Regions from separate parts of the Homo sapiens genome. Here region 2 is linked to region 1. A link is an interaction called in ENCODE POLR2A ChIA-PET data of the cell type or tissue named here. Cell type or tissue: HCT116. All regions are shown on one strand. Links, peaks and the distances in the headings refer to the core of each region. The heading gives the core; the rest is flanking DNA. Region 1 overlaps TTC19 (tetratricopeptide repeat domain 19). Region 2 overlaps ADORA2B (adenosine A2b receptor).

Region 1 (5,379 bases), core at 299-5,298:
CTTGGGACAAGAGTTTACTGTTAAATGTTTTCATTTCACAGAGTCTCAAGGTGCAAATAATTTAAAAGACTGAATTCTAAACTAATTATGGTACTAGAGGGCCAGTTTTATCTTTCATTAAGAATTGCTTGCTGAATTTTAAAGTTTTTTTCATACAATTTATCATAGCATTTAAGTATCTTTCTATAACATAGATACTAACAGTTTTGGGAGAATGCCACTGGTAACTGGAAAGGGGAGAAACAGATCTCTCAGGATGATAAAAATTAGCACTTTACAGACTTTCAAGTAGACCTAAACTTTTAAACAAAAGTACTCAAGGCTTTTAAGGAAGCAGCTCTGTGATTAGCTACTGACCAAGACCCTCCTATCACTGGTGTCTAATCCCTATGTTACAGATGAAGACACAGGTTTAGTACTTTGCCCATATAGTTAAATTAGTGACAGAGATAGGCCATAAGCCCACATTTGTCTTCAGTCAAAGCTTTCACTCCTGTCCCTGTTCCACTCCTGTATACCTGAGGTCCCCAACATAAACTTTAGATCAGGCTTAGTGGTCAGCATTCCTAGTACTTGGAAAGTTGGTATTTTTTACAACAGATATATGTAAACATATAAAAATTTCAAAATGAATGAAAAACAGTGACTAAATGTTCCACTTCACAGTTTTCTGCTGAATTTTTTTTTTTCAGGTACTGGTAATATTTTAGAGTTTGTTAATAATTTATATTGCCAACCTACCATAAAAGAGATTATGATGGTATTTTTCTATGACCCTGAGGGTCTTAAGCTATTCTGAGTCAGAATACAGTTGACCCTTGAACAACACGGGTTTGAACTGTGTGGGTCCACTTATACATGGATTTTCTTCCACCTCTGCCACCCAAGATAGCAAGACCAACCCCTTCTCATCCTCAGCCTATTCAACATGAAGATGACAAGGATGAAGACCTTCATGATGATCCACTTCCACTTAATGAATAGTAAATATATTTTCTCTTCCTTATAATCTTAACAAACATTTTCTCTTCTCTAGCTTACTTTATTGTAAGAATACAGTATATAATACATATACAAAATATGTGTCAATCGACTATGTTATCCGTAAGACTTCTGGTCAGCAGTAGGCCATGAGTAGTTAAGTTTTGGAGGAGTCAAAGTTAGATGTGGATTTTTGACTACTTAGGGGGTCTATGCCCCTAACTCCTGCATTATTTGAAGGTCAACCGTATAGTTTCTGAGAACATGTCAGATCAGAGCCTAACTTCTTACTCTTGCAGTTCTACCTGAGGACCCGAAGGTGAGGTGCTGTGAACCACTCCCTCCATCCTCATCATAATGCATGTGCGTATTACTTTATTTACCATCACCTGGAGAAGAAATCTCAGAATGAGAGTTAAAATCCAATAATAGTTCTTGGTTCAAAATAAATGAAAGGACAGAATTCTCACATGGTTTACCTATGGAGGTTCACCTTATCATGATTTAAGTGGTAAGCACAGAGCAGCACTGACAACTTACTGTGGTTCACTGCAAACCAAAACATGATATTCTTTGTAGACTTAGATTTCAGTGTTCTGACACTATATCCTTACACGTGATTTTTTTAGCACCCAGAACTAAATTAAGGTCTTCCTAATACTCTTCATAAAAGTATTCTGACAGCCAGTTTTCCACTGCATGTTTATGACTGCAAATTTCATAATGCTTTTAATTTTGGTACACTGAGTGATTCTATTTTAAAAATATTTATGCCCAGAAAACTCCAGTGACCATTGGACAGTTAAAAAATTTTAATGACACGATTTTAACCAATTCACTTTTGAATTTAGACCAATCAGTAAAGGAGATCAGTCCTCCTTTTGCTTCAGTACCTTATTTTACAACAGTGTAAATGAACTGTAATGAAAACACCCACATGAAGAGACTGTCCTGAAAACTCCTAGTGTTTCCAACAACGAGACCATGAGCTGAGTCACTGTGGATGATTTAAAATTAATAAATAAATAAAACTTGGAATGAAAAACCTTTCAGTAACCCCTGCAGTTGTGAAAAGGTAAAAACATTCTCAATGCAAAAGGTGAGTGGTTGACATTAATTTTTTTAAGAAATCACCATACGTTAATACTGGTTTCTACTGAAACAGTCTGATTTATATTGTATCTTATCTCTCTGAGCTAGACTTGGTAAACGGCATTAGCTGCATGGTAAATAATATGAGATTAGACAGAAAATAGGAAGAAATTTACATCTGCAACATACAAAACTCTAGTTTTAGTCTAATCCCTGAGGATTTGGACCTCAAGGTTTCTGGTGTTTTTATTTTCTTCAGAAAGTTTTTTTTTTTTTTTTTTTTTTTTTTTTGAGAAATGCAAAGATTACTGGGATACATACAATATTGTTGTGTAGTCTCATTTATTATGAAGATTCTTCCAGTATGTACATACGAACCAAAAGTATCAGTTTATCAGTCCCACTCACATCCCACCCCCACAGGCATACCAACAGGGTCAATCTTCCTTCATGGTACCTAGAAAAACTGTCTTTTTCCTTAGGTAAATGGCTAAAAATGTATTCATGACTGCTGCAGTAAGAGCATCCACCTATGTATCTTTACATACTTTGAGACAGTGTGATAAAGCTCTTTCAGCACAGCAGTCTATTCATTCAAAGTCATCTAACCAAATACCTTCCCCCACAGCTAAGAAAGAATCCCAGTGTTTCCCTAGTTTAGAGATGAAGATACTGAAATTGCAAAAGCAAAAAGGCTAGGACTAAGATCCAGGTCAGTAGTTCAGCTATACCAGCAGTACACATTAGAATTACGAAGAGTTTTAAAATATACCTGTAGGGGCCTATTCTGACTCAGAACAGCCTGGGCTGTGTGTCCTTAAAGAGTACTTGAGATGACTCAGTTGTGTGACTAAGGCTGCAAAGGAAGTAGAGTGTTCAGATAACACAGACAAAAGGTTACATCATTCTTAGTTTTTAGTTTTATATAAACACCCCCATTTTTAGTTTTATATAACCAGATAAATATGGTTCACTTTTATTTAAATTCAAATGGGTGCTATACTGTCACGTGCCTAATCCCCACTTTACAACTTCATGCTGGATGCTGGTAGCAAACTAAGATATTTTTCTCTTTTATGTATTAAATTCCACTTGTGCTTCATGAAACAGACTATAAGAACAACAATTCACCATAATCCCCCTTTGCCATGAGGAAGGTAATTCTGGTCAGTTTGCCAGGTATTGATAAAGTAAAGTAAGAGAAGACAGGGCAGCAAATCAGCAGACCAAAAACTTATGGTAGAAATGCCAGGCTGAATCACCACACCCACAGCGCACAGGAACACCAGCCCATATGAATCTACAGTTCTACTTAGACCAGCAGGGACAGCACCAAGTCACGTGTTACAACTGAAAGCATCACTTGACGACATCCTGAAAGGTCATAATCAGTTGGGAATGAAAGTCATTTTTCCTTTAAAATACAAAAATGGCAGTGTGTACAACCCCTCCTTCACTAAGGCTAAATTGAGGAAACCTGAATATCAAAAACGACAGATTTAAGCCATTGATCGGGTGCCACAGAGACAGGAATGATAGCTATTCTTCCACATTACTAGACATTATTCTCCCTACACAAAAATGGATTTAGAGCTTGACAGAATTTGTCAAAGGTCTACTTTTCTTTGACAGCTCAGCCAACTCTTCCCTGATGTGTTGTACAGAAATTTCATCTTTTTTCAGCTTTGCTTGCTTCAGTGCTTCCTGGTAGATCTCTTTTGCTTGTGTATATCGTTCTAAAATAACCCAGAGAGAAGGGACAGTAAGAAGAAAGTGTATGTTTTCAAGGTGATTCTGAAGAGAGAGCATGAATGCAGATATAGGGCTAATTTACTGTGTGCTTATGAAGCGACAAGCTGGTGCTGCCTCATTTCATCCCCATCTGACAGGCTGGAACTCCACTGAATGCTGTGGGATTCCTAACGGCCCTTTCCAGTATATCCTGAGGACTTTGATGAGCCCAAGATTTCATGAATGGTGGTATGTGTAATACACCTGTCATCCCAGGTTTCTGAAAATGATCGGTATAGTGTGCTGACACTAAGAAATGTCTGACAAAATGATACTTCCTGTCATAAAGCTTCACCAGCACACTGTGAGAAACACATTGTAACTGAACACATTTAGAAATCTGTAAAGCACTACTGACGTAAGGTACTATCATTGCAAGGTTTTCTCCAGCTTGATGGGGTTCGACAGGCTAGTGCAGGTCTGTAGAAGTTACGTGAATTGAACACAATAGTACTTCAACCTAATCAATACCTCCTTTTTCTGCCATTCAACCAGTCTTTTAATTTACATGTTTATTCGTTGGCCCTTGCCCTCCCTACATACCACTTCACAAATCTATCAATCCAGTGACATCCCTCCCTTAAAGCAAGTCAGTTAAGTTTACATTGCTACCTACCTCTGTGCATCAAAACTGCAGCTAGATTACTGAGTACCATGTGTAGCTCAGGATGATTTATCTGTCTTGCCAGATCTGATGCCCTTTGCATATAAATATAGGCCTCATCAAAGCGGCCCTGTGCATCCAGGGTAGTAGCCAGGTCACTCATCAGCACAATGGTCTGTATGTAAAAGAAAAAACAATTTTTTCTTTAAAAACATGCCTTCACAGAACTTTAATGTGGAGTGCATCCAACTCTGAATACATAAGATTTCATCTTTCCTAGCATTCCACAAAAGATGAGGGATACCATTCTTTAACAAATTTGTGGGCATTTGTTAATCATAATCACATTGTACAGTGGACAATGTTAGTTCGACCTTTTGGGAAATAATACAAATCTGGAAATTAGGTAACAGACAGTGCTTATTAATCCAACTAATTACCCAGTTAGAAGCACCAAATGAAAAACAACAGCAAGAAGCTACACATATTATCTCCTTTAAGGCTGAGCAACTTTGAGAAGCCAGCCTCCTATGGTTTGATTGCCTCTGGAGCCCCACTGTATTATGTTGTTCCTGCTGATAACCCTGAGGCTCATCAAAAACAAGAAATACACCATCTATTTTAGGAAGATGCCCAGTAGGAGTTTTTTTAATTTGGCTACTGAAATGGAATTTCAGTATGGAAGAGGTAGACTTCCATACCTACTTCCCCACTGATGCCATGCTTTAAGCCCCCTGACTCTAGTACTTGGAGATCTGAATTCTGTACTTGCTTGTTTATTATTCCTCACTCCATTAAGGGACTCTTCATAATAAGTTATAAATCCCTTTCATGGAGATAATTCATAGCTCAACCTCCCTTTTCTTCCAAAACATATTACTCACCCTACCCATGTACCCCAGCCTTGGGAC
Region 2 (5,379 bases), core at 177-5,176, 74 kb after region 1:
TGATTGTGGCTCCAGGGCCCATCTGTGGTTCTCAGGACTCTTTCCTATATGATTTTACCTGTGGCTCCTCTGCTCCAGACTGCTGAACTCCATGGCTGGCATCAAACATCAGCCTTCTCTGGTGCAGAAATTGTGGTTCTACGAGTCTCCAATATCTGTAGAGTCTGCTGCCATCTCCATGGCCTCTGCCCTGGTCATGCTTTTTTCCTTCTCATCTGGATGCCAAGTGGCTACCCTATATCATCTTGTCCCGTCCATTCCTTCCTTCAGCTGTCCACCAGTGACTTTTACAATGCAAACCTGACCATATCAAACTCCAGATTAAAATTGTACCTTGGCATTCCAAGTTCCACCTAATTATCACTCCTCACAAAATCACATTTTAATGACAGTAAAGACACACAGGCCGGGTGCGGTGGCTCATGCCTGTAATCCCAGTACTTTGGGAGGCCGAGGCGAGTAGAACACCTGAGGTCAGGAGTTTGAGACCAGCCTGACCAGCATGGTGAAACCCCGTCTCTACTAAAAACACAAAAATCAGCTGGGCATCGTTGGTGGCATGTGCCCGTAATCTCAGCTACTTGGGAGGCTGAGGCAAGAGAATCGCTTGAACCCAGGAGGCAGAGGTTGCAGTGAGCCAAGACTGCACCATTGCACTCCAGCCTGGGCAGTAAGAGCAAAACTGTCTCAAAAAAAAAAAAAAAAAAAAAAAAGACACACATAATCATCCTAAAAAAAGAAGTAGAGGATGATATCAGCAAACCGGAGATTTTTATGAGTTTCTAAAAACAGAAGGTGGACAGGATCATCAGCATGAACCATGGAACCCTAAATTGGAAACATGGATGGCCAGGATGAGAGGCTCCAGTCTAGCAAACAGCAGGGATCAGAATGGGATTAAGAAAAGAACAGATGTCAAGAGGAAGACAGCCTGTGGGCAAGCTTTGGGAGCTGTGGCATTGATCCCCTCCCCCTCCCACACTCTCCCCAAGCTGTGGCTAGAGACCTAGTGATAACGGGTGGGGGAGGGGAAGAGTTTAGGTTATGTACACTCTGCCACACGAGGAATCTCAACCATGTGAATCTAAAAAATGTTTTTCAAAGTCAATTTAAAATCCCTTAGTCTTCATCAAAAGTAAACATATGAATGCTAAAATTGTATTGAAAAATAGAAGAACAAAGGAAAAAAAGCGAAGAAACTCTTACAAAGAATGAGAAAGCACTGGGAACTGTCAGAGAACAGTGATCAGGAAAGGAGGGGACGTCCCCATCTGCCTATTAAGAATCCCAGAGGCGTGGCTCACGCCTGTAATCCCAGCATTTATGGAGGCCGAGGCAGGCAGATCGCTTGAGGTCAGGAGTTCGACACCAGCCTGGCCAATATGGTGAAACCCCATCTCTACCAAAAATACAAAAAATTAGCCACGTGTGGTGGTGCACGCCTGTAATCCTAGCTACTCGAGAGGCTGAGGCAGGAGAATCACTTGAACCCGGGAGGTGAAAGTTGCAGTGAGCCAAGATTGTGCCACTGCACTCCAGCCTGGGTGACAGAACAAGATTCCATCTCAAAAAAAAAAAAAAAAGAATCCCAGAGGCGGCCAGGTGTGGTGGCTCACGCCTGTGGTCCCACAACTTTGGGAGGCCAAGGTGAGTGGATCACTTGAGGTCAGGAGTTCAAGACCAGCCTGGCCAACATGGTGAAACCCCGTCTCTACTAAAAAATACAAAATACAGCCGGACTTGGTGGTACATGCCTGTAGTCCCAGCTACTCGGGAGGGTGAGGCAGGAGAATTGCCTGAGCCCGGGAGATGGAGGTTGCAGTGAGCCAGTGAGCCCAGATCGTGCCACTGCACTGCAGCCTGGCCAACAAGCGAGACTCTGTCTCGAAAAAAAAAAACAAAAAAAACAAAAAAAGAATCCCAGAGAAAAGAACAGAGGAAATGGAGATAAGGAATTAATTAAGAAAATACAGTTTTCACTTGGTATACACAGGGGATTTGTCCCAGGGCACCCAAGTACTCCAAAATCCGTATGTAATCAAATCCTGAAGTTGGCCCCAAGAGCCCCACTACAGGAAAAGTTGGCCCTCTGTGTACTCGGGTTCACAACCCGCAAATACTGTATTTTCAATCTGTGTTTGGTTGAAAAAAAATCCATTTTAAGTGAACCCACACAGTTCAAACCCAAGTTGTTCAAGGGTCAACTGTATTCTTTGAAAATTTCAGAGCTGAAGACAGACCTAAGTCTTCAAATTGGCAAGGTTCACCTACCTACTAGTGCCATCCTCAATGAAAAAAAAAAGTAAGAGTTACCATTTAGACCCAGTCTCACAAAATTTCAGAACACCAAGGAAAAACAAATGATCCCAAAGGTTCCCAGAGGAGAGATACAAGTTACAAGTAAGAATCATTACACACCAGACTTTGTGAGCAACACTGGGTGTTACAGCAACCCCTTCAGACATCTGAGGGAAAACACTTCCGAACCACAATCTATCAACCAACCAATCATATGTGAGAAATAAAAAATTTTTTTTGAGACAGGGTCTCACTCTGTTGCCCAGGATGGAGTGCAGTGGTGTGAATGCAGCTCACTGCAGCCTCAACCTCCTGGGCTCAAGCGATCCTCCTGCCTCAGCCTCCCAAAGGGCTGGGATTACAGGTGCGAGCCATTGCACCAGGCCAAAAAAACATTTTTGACATATAAGAACCCAGAAAGTTTATCCTCGTGTCTAACAAATATGAAATCCTAGAAAGAGGAAAGAGAACATGGAATGCAGGAAATGCTGGAACCACTCCAAGGGCACAGTAAAGGAAGCCCTAGCGGCTGTGTGGCACACATAGCAAAGGGGTGAGGAGGCTCAGCATGAGGGTGATTAAGAAGCTGGGTGATCACGAGGATGTGGGAAGGCATGCTTCCTACTTTAACTTTCTAATTTCCAGATGGTAAACCTGAAGCAGGCTAAAATGTGACATAATTTTGAGTAATGTCTGAGTAATGGATGGCATCTAAAAATAGGATCCTGGCCAGGCGCAGTGGGTCACACCTGTAATCCCAACACTTTGGGAGACCGAGGCAGGTGGATCACCTGAGGTCAGGAGTTCGAGACCAGCCTGGCCAATATGGTGAAACCCCGTCTCTACTAAAAATACAAAAGTTAGCCAGGCGTGGTGGCACGTGCCTGTAATCCCAGCTACTCGGGAGGCTGAGGCAGGAGAATTGCTTGAATCTGGGAATCGGAGGTTGCAGTGAGGTGAGATTGCACCACTGCACTCCAGCTTGGGCGACAGAGCGAGACTCTGTCTCAAAAAAAAAAAAATGTAAATGGTATAAACCTTAACAGCATAAAAGTCATGGTATAATGCAAATGTGTTCAATACACCATCTGTGCAGAGGAAGCCATGAGAAATAGTGGCTGCCTCTGACAGGCAAAGTAGGAAAGCAGAGATCCAAGACAGGGGACAACTCTACAGCTTCCCCCTGTGCAGTGTCAGCTTCTTTCCAGCAGCACGAGTTACCTTTCACAAGGAAGACTTCCTGAGAGGCAGCGCGCTCACAGTAACAGCGCGGCTCACAGAAACCAGGAGCAGACCTGGGAAAGGAATGGGGGACACGTTCTTCCTTGTTTTTCTTGACAGTCAGCAAATATAATCACCACTTGACAGAAACACAGGCCGAAATGTCCACAGGAAAAAAATCAAAACATAACAGAAATTCAAGTGGGGCATAGGGGAGAAGGCTGGCATGAGCCACGGGCCTGGCGGTTCACAGTGGGGAGTCAACAGATTCTGCTTCAAGATGGCAGCACAAAACCAGGGCTCAGCCCAGAGCGCCCCTCGGGGCAAATGCCAAGAGAAACAGGCTGGGGGCTGCCCCCGGCAGAGGGACTGGTGGGGGTCTCTTGCTTTCCCTTTTGGGCCTTTTTGTACTTTTGACTGTTTACTTCTATGCCCACTGGTTGATTTCTAACTCAAAAAAATAGAAGATAATAAATGCGACTCATTCATGGACTCACCAGCACCTTCAGGACAAAATCCAAAACCCTCAGCAAGCTCAAGGCCCTCCTCGAGCTGCCTGCTCCCTGGCCCGTCCCCCACCACAGCCCAAATCCCATGCCCACTCACGGGTGCGAAGCACCCAAGGTGCCAGGCCAGCTCAGGAGTCCCCCTGCTCCTGCGCACCCTGCACTCCCAGCTCTGCAGGCACTTTCCTCCCACCTACCACACCACTCAACCCTCCACCCTCCAGAAAAAGCCCTGCCCCTCAGCCTAGACTGAGTGGAAGCCTGCCCGCCCGTGCCTGGGACAGGCTGTTCTCCACTTTAATTCTGTCCAAGAAGATACATTTGCTATTTGCCATTGAGTTCCCGCTGCCCGTGGCGCTGTCTCCAGCTGGTTAGCCTCGGAGTCCAAGAGCCTATCGAGTTAATAATTTAGGAGAGAATAACCATGGCTAAAGCCTAATTCTGGAGTCACTAATAAATCTGAGGCAAAAGGAAAGGTTGGGCCTCAGTTCCCCAATCCGAGGAAGGTGCAGGTGGGAGGAGATCCACAAAGCCTCACAGCTGTCAGGCAAATGCTGTGAGATTCCATTCACATTGGCCAGGGCTTAGCTTCTTTCCTCACTCGTCCATTTGACAGGTTAGCTGGAGTCTTCTTTGTCCAGGTAATAATTAAAGGAATCTAATCACAATTTGCCAGTGTCCTTATTCATCCACCACTAGAAGGGACCCCTCATCAAGGGGGTGTTTGGGGGTGACCTCGGGGTGTGCAGTCCTTCCCTCCAGCTGCTCACATGATGGTTAAGGGCTCCTGGGAAGATAGGCTGCCTCAGTCCCGGCTTCCGTGTGACCCTGGGCTAAACATAATTTTCTGCACCTCCATCTTCTTATCTGTGAGGTGGTGAAGATAACTCCATCTGCTCCCATAGGGCGGTCGCAAAGATCAAAGGAGATTAGGGATGTAAGGTGCCTGGCACCCAGAAACGGCTTGGGAACAATGGCTGCCATTCACAAGACTGAAAATCTCTATGTCCAGAATAGCTGAGGACACTTCCCCATATCTGTCCCTGCAGTGTACACCCATGCTGTGATAATAAACTGACAAATGAGAAGAGTGAGATACAGGGATTGGGTCCTGCCCTGCACGTGGTCACCGAGAAAGGAGCCAGGTGATCTGTAGTGGGAAAATGTTGACTTTTTTTTCATTTACCCTCTTCTCCAGACAACCAAAGGCAGCCACTGTCCTTTTCAGAATTCAGTGGGAATGTCCACAGCATGAGGCCAGGCGGTGTTTCCCTGGCTGTGCTGCTCCAGGGCACCAGGCCACCTCCAGGCATGCAGAGCTGCTGCAGACTGTGCCTGGTCTGCAGAGGAGGCC

The links. Peaks named below come from ENCODE experiments on the same cell type or tissue, not always from the same donor. Only the 100,000 strongest peaks of a DNase experiment are listed, where the experiment ranks them.
Region 2: POLR2A ChIA-PET joins it to region 1 with 5 read pairs; 6 of 35 experiments call an interaction of 5 or more read pairs at or near these places.

Annotation. Positions count from the first base shown.
Region 1 is chr17:16,025,804-16,031,182 of GRCh38, reverse strand. It overlaps TTC19 (tetratricopeptide repeat domain 19), which reads right to left. Exons shown (of 10, transcript NM_017775.4): 9 at 4,481-4,643; 10 at 1,779-3,809. The coding sequence ends at 3,661. NCOR1 (nuclear receptor corepressor 1) reads left to right here. Exons shown (of 46, transcript NM_006311.4): 46 at 1-2,026. Among named protein-coding and RNA genes, the nearest start is that of TTC19, 29 kb to the right of the region's middle. RefSeq lists a silencer at 2,947-2,996. In HCT116, for the core only: no CTCF peak of the experiment used is centred there; DNase peaks (open chromatin) are centred at 2,902 and 3,352; H3K4me3 peaks cover 1,075 bases; H3K27ac peaks cover 2,012 bases.
Region 2 is chr17:15,951,925-15,957,303 of GRCh38, reverse strand. All of the region lies in intron 1 of ADORA2B (adenosine A2b receptor), which reads right to left. Among named protein-coding and RNA genes, the nearest start is that of ADORA2B, 9.5 kb to the right of the region's middle. In HCT116, for the core only: no CTCF peak of the experiment used is centred there; a DNase peak (open chromatin) is centred at 2,843; H3K4me3 peaks cover 1,185 bases; H3K27ac peaks cover 4,799 bases.